Linked DNA regions of Homo sapiens: region 2 is linked to region 1. The links are chromatin contacts, found by Hi-C or POLR2A ChIA-PET in ENCODE. All regions are on one chromosome and are shown on one strand. Each heading gives the region's core, a stretch centred on a gene start or an enhancer-like site at or near the end of the contact. The rest is flanking DNA. Distances are from core to core; before and after follow the strand shown. Region 1 overlaps ATP10A (ATPase phospholipid transporting 10A (putative)). Region 2 has its middle 90 kb from the start of LINC02250.

Region 1 (6,983 bases), core at 433-2,932:
TGGGAGGTCTATGACACACACCTACCCCATTCAACATTCAAAACTGCCTGGTTCCATATGCATATCACGCTTCCGTGCCCCCTACACTGCCTAGCCCACTGTAGGGCTTTCTGGGGTGCACTGGGTGATAGAGGAGCTTTCACACGTGCAACCTTTCCTCTCTCAGGAGAAAACCTTAATGTCAGACTGAACCAAAACCAATTTGAGCATTGCTATATTTCCAGTGTCCTAAGTAGCCTCTGATCGATTCTCGACCGCTTTTCATTGAAGAACAATCTTCGATGCCCCATAAATCCTCCCCATGGCCCCACGGCCCAGGCGGGCACCCCAGGCACAGGGAGGAGGCCAATGTGTCTCCAGCTGCATGGCTGGTAGAGTCAGGGTCCATGTGCAAGCTCCTCGTCCCAGAAGCTGGGCCCCCGGCCTGTCTTGTCCTCTCTCCTGTGTGGATCTGGGACCCTGAGGCTCGGGGAGGTTGTCCTGGGTAGCCTCCCTCTGGCCCTGCCCCAGGCCAGGCAGCGAAGGAAGGACCCAGGCAGGCAGGGCCTCCACACACCCACCTGCCTACCTGAGGCTGGCCTATCTGGCTGCCCTGTGTCCCTCCCCTCCCAGGCTCAGAAGTCATCTCTGGTGGGCTGCCCCCTCCCACTTGGCCCCAATCATAGCCCCTGCCCACTATAGCCTGGGGCCAACGCTGCAGAACCACAAGCACTGTTTTGCCCAGTATGAAGCACCCCACCGCATCCCCCTTAGGTCACGATGTGCCAAGAGCGCTTGCTGCAGGAAAGGGAAGGGCGCCTGCCCTCAGGAGGACTGACAACCATGGCCCGCAGCGCAGAAGGTCAAGGTCAAGCTCAGGGACCCTCCAGAACTTGCCTTTGTTCGTGGCTGATCCGGGGACGTGACGACGACTGTGTTGCAGATGGTGAGTGCGATGAAGAAATCAAAGACGTCAGACAGCTCAGGCGAGAGGTGGGCCAGCAGGTGCTCCTGATGCCTCGCCACGGCTAGGCTCTTGTCACACTCACTCACCTTCTCCAGCAGCTTTGGGTCGGGCGTGATATCCTTCTCCTGGGAGAAAGGGAGGCTGGCAGTGAGTCCCACCCAGTAGCCTGCCGAGGATCTTGGGGCGTGACTATTTAAGGTACTTTGATTTTATTATAAGCTGTAAACAGAACTTCATCTCTCATATACATATATGTCATTTTATAATTGTAAATTACTTACAATTTTAATTGCACAAAATATACAGAGCTTCTATCCACTTTGTGAAAACCATGCTTCAGCATTGCCCTCTAGTCTTTTCGCTCTACATTTAAATTTCACATAATCAAAATATTTTATATACATATTGGTGGTTTCCATTTTCTCCAAAACATTATTAATTGTCTGAACTTTTCCAGGCTTTTAAGAATTATTTAAAAACACATTTTAACAACTTGAAAATGGATATGTCATCATTTATTTGACCATCCCTTTATCACTGGATATTTAAATTTCTTTCAGTTTTGCTGATGTAAATTACACATTGATAAACTTCCATATGTAGCAATCCTTGGCTGAATCGCTAAATTGCTAGACGAGAAAGTTTGAATACTTTAAATACTCTTGACTCATACTGAAAAATGCTGTCAGGAAACCTTGTTCCAGTGCAGCCTCCCTCCTGCCAAGCGTGAGAGCCCCCACTCCCAGGGGCCCTGTAGAAACCCACCAATCAGCGTCCAAAACTCGAAATCAGCCCTATTTAGATGGCAGCTTCTCTGTGGGTTTAGAAGCACATGAGAGAATGAGGCCACCACAGAGTAAGCAAGGGGGATTCATCCCCTCTGCTGCATTGGTAAAACATTTCAGAAGTGAAAGGCTCTTTCAGAGGTTATTGCTCACTTCTCGCCTCTCCGTGCTGGATGATGGTGGTCCATTAATGTCTGGGCGGCTGACAAGGCCAGGCAGAAAGTATTTTATGGATTTGGGCTCGTCTAATTAAAACTCCCTTGGGAGGGGTTGGCTTTGCTTTTTAGCGGTTGTCATCTTGTCCTGAGGTTTTATTTGCTTCATTTGGCAGCACGGGCTTCCTCTTTGTCACCCTTTCTGGGTGACTTGCCAGCAATCAACCAGCCTTAGAAGCCATGCAAAGGGGCCATGTCAGTGTCTTGGAAAAGACGACAGTGGAGAGAAAGTGTTGGCCAGAAAAGCTTCTGCTGAGTAGAGCCAAGCCGCCCAGCGACAGTGTATTTGTAGGATTAAATATAGACACCTTCCATGAGCGGGGGATGGTGAAAATGGGGAAGAGACGTGGCAGCACCCTAGCAGGAGGCCCTGTACACTCACCATGGGGCTGCTGAAGGCCGTGTGCTTGGACAGCATGCTGGCCCTCTTGGCCTCGGCCCGGCTGCCCGTGCGCCGGTGGGACTTGGTGCTCTGGGTTCTGTGCACCACCCGGACACTCTGGTGGCTGCCGATGCTGCCGCGCTGGGACACCGAGCCCCCTCTGGGCACCACCTCCTCCTCCTCCGAGTCTGCCTCTTGGTACCTGGCCAGACGCTGCGCTGCGGGGAGAGGGCGCAGGGTGAGGCATCATGGGGGAAGGCTGGGCGGAGCAGAAAGAAACCATTCAGTGTGTTTTAGGTTCCGCGAGGCTTCCGGCAGGGCAGCCCCACAGGATTCACCACCCTTGCTCTCTAATAGCAAGGCACGGAGAACATCCTCAGTCAGCTGCAACCTGGGGAGGTTGATATTCTCAACTCTGTTTCACAGAGACTGACTTTCATCTCAGAGAACGTAAGGAGCTTTCTAAGGTCGCACAACTTAGGGGAAGGGGAACGGGTTGACGTCCAGCCGGTCTCTTCAGGTAGAGCCTAGGTGTACATGGGGTAGGGTGGCAGGTGGCCGGGAGAGGGAGGCAGGACAGAGGGTGGCAGGCCTTCCAGTCATGCTGGGATGACGGTGCTCACCTGGTGCTGAGCTCCTTGCCCACATGGACGGTGGCCACCATCTGCTCCTGTCTGGATGAAATGCTATGGCACAGGGGGGCTCACACTCCCAGATTGCACAGCTTGGACCCCTACAGCTAGGGTTTGGACTCAGCTTTGAAACTCCATCCAAGATGATCTTGACTGTGATGTTGCCCTGCTGAGCAAATTCCCCATGACCTGGTGAACGCTGGGCAAATCCCCTTTAGAGGTGCCTGCGCTGTGGCTTCTTGCTAACCCATGGCTCTGAACCAGTTTTCTGGGTTTTGCCCAGGGAGGACAGCTTGTTTCACCGTGGATGAGCAAAATGGAGACCATTCATGAGGATTACTTATCAGAACAACCGTTTAATCAGAACTTCAAGCACAGGCATGGTGCTGAGTCAAAGCAGCAGGGGCCTGTCAAGAGGCCGGAGAAGGAGATACTTATGGAGCCGGCCAGCCGCGTGGACCACTGCGCATCTCTTAATAGACCCTCTGTGAGAGATGAGAAAAATGGGGATAAAAAAGGGGAAGTCACCTGCCCACCATCACAAGGCTGAGTACTTGCCAATGCCAGGATTCCAACTCAGGGAGATCCTAATTCCAGGAGCAGATGCCCCGCAAATGCCTCCCCAGCTCTCGGGTGGCATCAGCCCAGTGCACCGGAAGCAAGGACGCACAGAACCTGGACACATGACTCTGTCCAGCATGAGGTGAGGGGCTGGGCTTCAGCTGCCAAGAAAGTGGACTGGCCCATCCCACCCTCCCCCAGCAGTGGTCCCGCACATCCGGAGCTCCATGGAGCCATCCTTCAGGGCCCCCTCCTTCCCTCAGAGGCTGTGGGGGCCACGGCTGGTATGTTGGTGTTCTGAAGCAGTTTCTGATCGGCAGTGGCCCCTGGGATGCCTTCCATGTCCCCAGGAAAGATGAGGCCCAGGAGCAGGTAATGCCCCCTCCTGGGCATGCACAGCCAGCTAGCTCCAGGTCATCTTGCCAAGCTGTCAGAGGGGGCACACCCAAGGCTTCCACAGCCGGTTCTGGTACGTGAGCAGGGCTTGGGGCTCAGAGTCCATCTGAACTCCTTTATGAGTGACATCTGGAGAGGTCAGATCATAAGATAACTGGCTGATGACGCTCCTTGCCTGGGTGCCTGTCAATAGCTAGCTGATCCAGGCACTTCTCTAAAACACGCTGCTGAGATGTATGTGGTTTCATTCATCACCAGGAAGCTCCCTGTGTCTTGAGGCAAGGAAACCCTCTGGTTTTATGGTAGCATTTGGCAACTGTCAGAATCTTTCTGTAATCTTAGTTGGGATCCTGCCCCTGGGAGCCTAAGCTTCCAACTTTATTATTATCTTTTAAATGTATTATTATTATTAATGGATAAATCAGTACTGTATACATTCATGGGGTGCAATGTGATGTTCTGATGTATGTGTACAATGTGGCATGATTAAATCATGCTAATTAACAAATCTGTCACTTTGCTTGCCTATCATGTTTTTATGATGAGACAGTTAAAATTTACTCTCTGAGTCGTTTTGAAATGTGTAATACATTTTTATTGCCTCTGGTCACCTGGCTGTGCAACAGATCTCAAAACCTATTCCTCGTGTCTATCTGAAACTGGGTCTCGGCTTTAAGGGCTGCTGTAGAACCGACTGCCCGGGTCTCTGATCCCCTCAGGACTCTGCTGAGTTCTGTTTTTGAGAAGAGCACAATGCACTGTGCTGTACCAGGTTTAGCAACTATGGGAGGGGAAGGGGAGGAAGGAGGGAGAGGAGAGGAGGGTAGGAGAAGGGAAAAAGAGAGGAGAGGGAGGCCGAAGGAGGCTGGTGGGAGGGAGGATGGGTGAGTGGATGGAGTACTGTCATGATTATCTATTTTGGGTGGCAAATAAAACTTTAAACAAAGTGGGTAATTTCCTCTGCCTTCTGTTTACTATGACTGCTTTCATTTTGTGTTGAGGAAGACTGTGGCTATCATGATAATCCTTGGTTTTATAAATCTCACAAAAGTGTCAAGTAAACAACAGATGCTTCCCACCAAATCCTTCTAAAGAGCAGCTTCCTAGTCATGCCCGCTTGCGTTCCCTCTGTCCGGTTTTAATTTGCTGTTTCTGTAGCATGGACTCTGTTTCTGTCACAGGCAGGAAATGGACCCCAGGCTGCAGTGCAGGGTGCCCACTCCCAGGGCGCTGCAGCCCCAGGCACAGTGGTGGCGGGGACCCTGGTCCATGCCCTCTCCTGACTGGGGTGGGGCGCTGGCTGCAGTCACACCCTGGGATTCAGAAGCTGGTGTCTCCCCAGAGACACCAGGTTGGAAGGAGGCAGCCACAGATAAGGAAGGGAGAGGTGGGAGTGGGGACCGCTTCAATAATTGGGAGTGAGGCGATTCATCTTTCTAGTTCCCAGGAACACTGTTCCAGGGAAGAGAACGAAACATGAATTAGCCAGTGCCCTTCTGAGGATTTTATGACTAGAAAATGGATGGATGACAACAGAGACATCTCTCTGTCCCTTGGTGTGGCAGAGCAAGGGGACCGGATGCCTTGGGAGTGAGCTCCTTGCGGGTGGCTTGCCTGATTGCTTAGGCGGATGCCTGGCACCCCAGACACTGCAGGAACAGGGCGGGCGGCCGTGCCAGTGCCTGTTCTATAAATAGCACCGGGCTTCAGGCACCTGAGCTGCTGTGACAGCCACGTCTTTATACTCCCTTGAAAATCAGTAATCCCTGAAGCGTGTGTGTGTGTGTGTGTGTGTGTGTGTGTGTGTGTGTGTGTCTCCAAACAATTCTGGATAGGGCAGCTTTCTGGTTCAGCCTGGGTTGGGAGCCCCGCACCCCCAGACTCACCATTTGCATCATGAGAATATTCTACACCAGACACAGTGCATCTTCGGAAAACCATCTTATTCTCTGTCAAAGTGCCAGTTTTATCTGAGAAAATGTACTGTATCTGTCCTAAGTCTTCCGTGATGTTCAGAGCTCGGCACTGCAGCTGCGAGTCTGTTTCTTCGTCATACAACTGCATGTCCTGGTTAATGAAGTACACTTGGCATGCTTTAACAATTTCAATGGAAACGTATAAGGAAATTGGGATCAAAACCTGGAAGAGACAAGGCACACAGGATGAATGACCGTGAGGACCAGGGAGCTGGGGAATTACTCAAATCTATTTAAATAACAAATGACTACAACCGCAAGAAAGTAGGGACTATACTGTACCTTTAAGAGAGCTTAAATAGGTTGGTTTAGAGTCAGTATTGGAAAAGTATTAGAGTATTGGCAAAGAGAATAAACTAGGACAGCTTATGGAGCAGCTGCAGGGCGGGGATCCACTATGGTGTCTGGAAGTATGGTACCCATGGCTTGGATAGAAGCAAGCAAGTTGTGCTTGAGAGAAGCTAGGACAGGAAAGAGAGAAAAGAGAAAAAAAATCATGGCACAGTCAGTCCTCATAAGCAAGGTCACCTCACACCACACTCCATGGTGGCATTCGACCCCCAGGCTTTCCCTGGGCTCCCATTTCCCAGGGATACAACCCCAAGTTCAGGGGGCAGTGCAAACACAACAGACAGTCTTTTTTCAGATGCTGGCCTTGTGATTCTGTGCTCTTCTTGTACAATGCAGAGGAAAGGGAAAGAGGCTTTGAGAAAAACATTCAGTGATGCCTCCATAATTTAAGAACAATTCTCCTCGATATTAATGTTTGCTTACTCATTTGTTTTTGTAGAGTAACAGTATTGGACTAATGTTTACAGACTCAGAATATCACGCACAGACTAACTGGGTTCTCCTGGGAACTGAAGTACGTTAATCAAACACCAGCTACAGTCCTAACTCGAGGCTAGAACAAAATTTGCATTTATTTAGAAAACTAATTTAGACAGTTAAATAAGACTGTTTCCTGTTGTATGAAGCACATATACGAGACAGCAAAGGTTCCCTCCTAGGCAAAGGCTGAGCCAATGTCCTCTGGTCACTCAGTTCCCAGGAAGGTTGGTAGTGACCCCACTGCCCCCTCGTCCTCTGG
Region 2 (6,161 bases), core at 2,976-5,475, 47 kb before region 1:
ATCATGACCTTCCCAACTTCAGTGTTCTCTGCCCCAGAGGCAGGTTTTCATTTTAATGTGAAACTTCAGCTACTGTCTTGGAGGGGGTGGACTTTTCATCTTCCAGATCTGGGGAGGAAGGTTATATTGAGCATTATGGAAGCCGCTTCAGATGCAGATTTTAGGAAGACCCAAGAGAAGAAAATAGGACTCTATGACATCACTTCCATATGGAAGGGAGCTTGGAACAGATTTCCTAGTGCACAGTAGTCTTGAGAGAAGTCACCATGCTGTCTTCCTCGTTCCCACTTGCTCTGCCAGGAGTGATGCCCAAAATACTCCTTCTCGATTGACACTACAAATATATCCCTCTCTCCCAAGAAGCTCATCATGGCTCTGAAGTTCCCAGTTCATGAAAGCCAGGAGTGATGCCCAAAATACTCCTTCTCGATTGACACTACAAATATATCCCTCTCTCCCAAGAAGCTCATCATGGCTCTGAAGTTCCCAGTTCATGAAATTAAAATTTATCACTATAGTTTTCTTCCCCCGCTCTGAGACAGAGTCTTTCTCTGTCACCCAGAGCTGGAGTGCAATGGCACAATCTCAGCTCACTGCAACCTCTGCCTCCCAGGTTCAAGCAATTCTCCTGCCTCAGCCTCCCGAGTAGCTGGGATTACAGGCACATGCCACCATGCCCGGCTAATTTTTGTATTTTTAGTAGAGACGGGGTTTCACCATGTTGGCCAGGCTGGTCTCGAACTCCTGACCTCGTGATCCGCCCGCCTTGGTCTCTCAAAGTGCTAGGATTACAGGCGTGAACCACTGTACCCGGCCTATCCCTGTGGTTTTTAAGGCTGTATCAAATGGCTCCATTTTACCTCTCTGGGCACATTTTACACACAAATGACAAACATAATCATAATCAGCAACATAATAAGAAGTCTGTAATTCTTTGTTATTTTATGTATTTGTTCGTTCAGAAAATATTAAGCACCTACTGTGCGTAGGGCACTGTTTTAGTAGCTGGGAATACAATGGTGGATCTAACTCCAGTCTTCATGGGACTTATAATCCAGAAAAGGATCCCAATAAGAGAAGAATCTCCATCCGGTAGAGTGTTGGGTGGTCCAGATGAGACACACTCAGAGATGGCAGAGATGATGTCTTACAGGGACTGACCATGGGCTTGAGGCCCCAATGAGGAGTCAGCCCAACAGTCTCTGGATCATCCCGCAGACACTCAGGGTCCAGGACACTAGCAAGACCCCAAGTGAGGCCAGGCCAGCAGGTAAACAGGGTCTAGAGCCCATGAAGCATGATGGTGAGAACAGAAAACAGGTGCCTGCCGTGGGCTGACGCCCTGCACCCAAATGTCTGCTGAGGGATGGTGCTGGTCCAGGGCTTCCTGACCAAGGGAGGTCCATACACCTGGGTGGGAAAAAAATATTTATTGCCACTAATCTCTAACCAAAAGTTAGCATTTCTTTCAGTTATAAATGTGCATAATAAACGACTGTTACAGTACTGGGAGGCAATGTTTGACAGATTCAGCAAATAAAAAATACAGGATGCCTAAATAAATTTCAGATAAACAAAATTTTTTAGTATATCTCACGCAATATTTGACACATACTTACACTACAAAAGTTATTCATTGTTTACCTGAAATTTAAATTTAACTGGTGTCCTGTATTGTATCTGGCAACCCTCTGTCCTGGGGACTCTGTCCCCAACAGCAATCAGCTATTTCCATTCACATTATGCTTGTTGCAATTATCCTGACACACATGTGTGCTCACTATTCCAAAATTGCAGCAGCTATGAAACCAGCTTCCAGATTATTTAATGCATTAATGATGCACATATGTTGTCATATAGCAAGTTGGTTTTTTAAAACTTATTTTGCTGTTTCAGTGTCATTGGTTTTCTCTGTCACCTGATATAGTTAATTTCATGCACTTAGAAGCATGAGTGTGAGGAGTCCATGGTCTTCTGCAGACGACCTTGGGGATCCACGGCATGAAGACAGGGAAAGCTCCAGCAGTGCAGTACCCGTCACCCCTTCTCCATGAGCACAGGCCTGACGGCATCCCCCACGTGCCCCCGAGGCCACACTCCCTGTGCAGTATGCTGGCCCTGGGGGAAGGCTGCCGGATCCTGTGCGGGCCCTGAGAGCCCACATGTTGACAGCCCTGATGTCGGCAGTCAAGGTAGCAGGAGCCTCGCAGCCTGTACACGTGGATGACAGTCCTAGCACACCTTCCAGTGGGTCCAGGAGCCCCCACCGCCCCAATCCTTGCAAAACCTTCCCCTCACAGAGCCAAGGTTCGTCTTAAAGGCTGGGCAGGGTGAGGAGACTTGGGGATGAGAGCAAGGAGAAGCAGCCCTACTGAGGAGCAGCCCGAAGAGTTGCTTGGAGGGGACGGGATAAACATTAAATTGTTCCTGCTACCCAGTGGGTGAGAGCAGACGGGCAGGAAGGGCAGATGATTCTAGAGAAAATCCACCACATTTGCTGGTCCCAGTTTTGTCCTCATGGTGCATACCACTGTGTTTATCTCTGTGTATGTCTGGAGCCCTGGGGCAAACCCGTCCCTCCCTCCCTCCCTCCCTCCCTCATCCCTCCTTTCTTCCTTCCCTCCCACACAACTCCACTATGCTAAGCCCCTTCTTGTTACTTTGCTTTGGGTCCAAGCCCAGTGCCTTCTCCTGATGCCAAGATCACATTCTCACCCACTCTGGTTTAGCTCCCCCCACCCCAGCCTGCCCTCCCTTCCTCCCCCACCAATGCCAGCCTCTGCCCCATGTGGCCCCTTCGCAGCGCTTGTTGACACACCTGACACAAAGCTCGTGTCTCCAGTAACGCACCAAACGTACCCAGGACAGGGCCCAAGTGTGAAGCCGTGAGCGCACTGAGGGTGCTGCAGGGGCACCCAGGCCTGGCACAGGCGTGCTTCTCAGTGCACATTTGTTGAATGCGTGAATGAATGGATGAGTGAATTGAATTAAACAGTAGGTGCCACATGAACCCTGATTTAGAAATAACATGGGGCCCACAGGAATTACCTTTAAAGTGTTTATTTTAATTTATCTCCAAAGGCCAGGATTTGAGAAAGACAATCGGTATGTCTATGCACAAATGGAATTCATATTTTTGACTTACATGTGGAAATTCCTGTTTGCAGAACCTTTCCTCCACCAAGATCCTAGAATGTAGTCAGGAAGACTCATGCACCAGCCTGCCTGGGCTCTAGTCCCAGCTGCACCGCTACTGCCATGTGACCTGAGCACGTTAATTACCCTTTCTGGGACTTGATGTTTCCCATCTGCACATTGGGTGAAATTAGAATAAATTTTACAGGCTTTTGTGAGGGCTGAGGCGGTCCATCTGCATAAATCACTTTGATGGATGTCTGCCTCATCATGAGAGACACGTCAGGCAGGCGCTTGGAGGGTGCTGGTTCATTTGGTTTTGAAATGTGTGGGTGTCACATCACATTAGGTGGCCGATCTAATGGCCCTAAGGGAAGGACCTGAATTCCTATCCCAGCCTCCCCACACCGCAGTCAGCTGACTCCAAAGCATAGGGATGCAGGCAGAGATGAAACCGTGTATAAAATACATTTATTTAGATCCAAGAATACGGTTAGCATCCAGCTGCTCCTCCCTCCACCTAACTGTGTAAGAACCAAGCTGCCACACAGAGAAACCTTGGTGCTTCTGCTTCGAGAGAACCAAGTTCATATCATCTCCATCTTAAACACTTTTGTTAAAGCCGCATACCGAGCACACGTATAGCCATGGTGTGTGTGTGTGTGTGTGTGTGTGTGTGTGTGTGTGTGTGTTTGAGGGTGGCATTTGGTAAAGCCCTCTCAGAGGTTACTTACATGCACCTTCAGCCTGTGGGCACTCACTCACCATCACTTTGCTAGACTGTGCTTTACACTGTGCTATGCTTAATAAGAGCACATGGAAACAGCTTTTTAAAAAAGGTGATTATATGTAACTACATATATATGTGCATTTAGGAAAACATGGGACAGTTGTCTTGGAGACAACATCCTCATTTAAAGAGACCACTCTTAGCCCTGGGCTGGGGTCTCTGCATTTGATTCCCACCCCTGGCTGGATTTGGGAATCCCTGTCAGGGCTGGGGGAGGGAACGAGGGAACCACCAGAGGGAGGGGACATGTGATCCTGGTTCCTTGTGCAGGATCCCCAGCAGGGAGGCTGCAGACAGCAGCAGCCGCAGCCCCACGTGGCCAGCCCGCGTGAGAAATCCAGGCTGAAAATAGCCTAGAGCCTCACACTCTACAGCTCAGGGAGGCACGATTTTTCCTGTAGGGTTCAGAGCAGCGTTAGGAGAGCACTGATGAAATTGCGGCACACCAGAAGCATTGGCTTATTCTTATATGTCACTGGAATACACCGCAGGCTTGCTTTTCCTTTAACTCCAGTGCCTTCTGATAAATCTGGAATGTGCATTGAGGAATGCCGGGGCGGGGGGGCATTTCCTGGGTTCGGGGGCTGTGAAGACCTCTCCCCAAGCCCCTGCAGAGACCAGGCTTTGTGTACACAGCCTCTTCCAGCAGGAGGGCTCCCAGTCTCTGAATGTGTCACGTACACTTCCTTTCAAGGGATCACTATGCGGCTGCATGCTTAGGTGTAGCCGAGAATTGAGCTCCTTCTTCACACAGAGGAATATCGTATTACCTTTCTTTTTTCAAAAAACAATGTATATTATCTTCAGCAATAAAACTGCATGGTTTGCTCTCAGGGCATGATTCAAGAACAGACCAAATAAAAGGGGCCTTGGAGGATCTTTAAAAAATTCCAGTTTTAGTGTATAGACCTAATGGAACCTCCTTTTATTGAATCTATTTATAAACGCTCAATCCAATTGCGTGGATTTGGAAAGCTAACATTTTCAACACGAGACAGCTGGTGGAATGTGTGCTCTTAGTTCTAAGAATAGGTAAATCCCAAGGAATATAGCTGTGCTTCCTGTTGTGAGATGGTGCAGATGTTCTAATAGCGAAGATCAAAATGACATTTGCCAGTTATGAAAATCATCCTCAATTAACCGTGAAAAATACTGTCTCGTCTATCAGATAATTTCTCCCTCTCTCTCCTCTCTCATTTCTTGTATGGGATTTTTGAGATGGAAACTCCCCATCTTAGTGGGAAGGGAGGGGATAAGGGGCAGAGAAATAAGAAGCGAGTATAAAGTATACAAGATGCTATCATGAGGCAGTAGTTCCTGCAAAGGAAATACAGTGTGTGTACAGCAGAAGTGTCTGGCTTAGGGTTGGGGAAGGTGTCCCAGTTTATGTCTGCAGAGGCCGGCCGGGTGCCCCAGGGGAGCTGTCCTGCCCAGCGTGGCTCTTCTGATGGCTTCCGAGCCCCTGGCTGTCAGCCCCCAGTTTTCTCTGAGAGAAAGTGGGAGCTAAAAATAGCAGAATGACTTGCACTGGACCTCCACATCCACGTGTTTCCTGCATCTCCGGCCATAACTCAGGACAGAGATTTATGGCCACCTGGGTTCCAACAAGTTACTCAGGGTTTCCCAGTCAGAGCAGACACATTTGCTGTCATGTTGATTTTACAAGGAGATGAACTTTCAGAGGCTCTGAAAGTGAAGGGTGATGAGGCAAGCCCTGCCACCAAGCAGGCTCAGGCTGGAGGCTCTGGAAGCCTCTCTGAGCTCTGTCTCGGAATCGAGTGCTTTGAAAATATTTTGATCTAAAATTGTATTCCCTAAGGTGCTCTTGCCTCTTTTTTTTTTAATTAAAAAATTGTTGTGGTAACTTGCACATACATCAAATGTATCATTTTAACCGCTTTAAAGCATATAGTTGGTTCCGGGGCCTGAAGTACCTTCATGCTGTTGTGCAACCAGCACCACCATCCATCGCAGAGCTTTTTCATCAACCTAAATGGAAACTCTGTGCCCATTAAATACGAACTCCCCTTTCCCCTTCCAGCTCCTGGCCACCCCCATTCTACTTCCTGTCTGCACAAGTTTGACTACTCTAGGCACCACATGTAGGTGGAGTCACATCATCTGTCCTATTTTTTTCGTTTGTTTGAGAAGGGGTTTCACTCTTGTTGCCCAGGCTGGAGTGCAACGGCACGATCTCGGCTCACTGCAGCCTCCACCTCCTGAGTTCAAGTGATTC

The links. A loop is a pair of places that touch in the nucleus more often than their neighbours do. ChIA-PET counts read pairs that join two places held with the same protein, here RNA polymerase II (POLR2A). Pooled maps may share reads with other maps.
Region 2: a loop to region 1 is called in a map of ascending aorta, with 4 times the contacts of the local background. The contact joins two enhancer-like sites. A Hi-C loop is called at or near these places in 2 of 168 maps with a recorded cell type or tissue (IMR-90 and ascending aorta) and 2 of 50 pooled maps. POLR2A ChIA-PET finds 5 or more read pairs at or near these places in 2 of 52 experiments (activated T-cell and naive thymus-derived CD4-positive, alpha-beta T cell).

Annotation. Positions count from the first base shown.
Region 1 is chr15:25,715,854-25,722,836 of GRCh38, forward strand. ATP10A (ATPase phospholipid transporting 10A (putative)) reads right to left here. Exons shown (of 21, transcript NM_024490.4): 7 at 5,804-6,056; 8 at 2,329-2,546; 9 at 877-1,071. Among named protein-coding and RNA genes, the nearest start is that of MIR4715, 130 kb to the right of the region's middle. Within about 2 kb of position 1,683, at least 2 of the 41 ENCODE cell types and tissues checked have a DNase peak (open chromatin) inside an H3K27ac peak, as active enhancers do; they include ascending aorta, where a contact is called at or near this core.
Region 2 is chr15:25,665,891-25,672,051 of GRCh38, forward strand. No RefSeq gene overlaps it. Among named protein-coding and RNA genes, the nearest start is that of LINC02250, 90 kb to the left of the region's middle. Within about 2 kb of position 4,226, at least 11 of the 41 ENCODE cell types and tissues checked have a DNase peak (open chromatin) inside an H3K27ac peak, as active enhancers do; they include ascending aorta, where a contact is called at or near this core.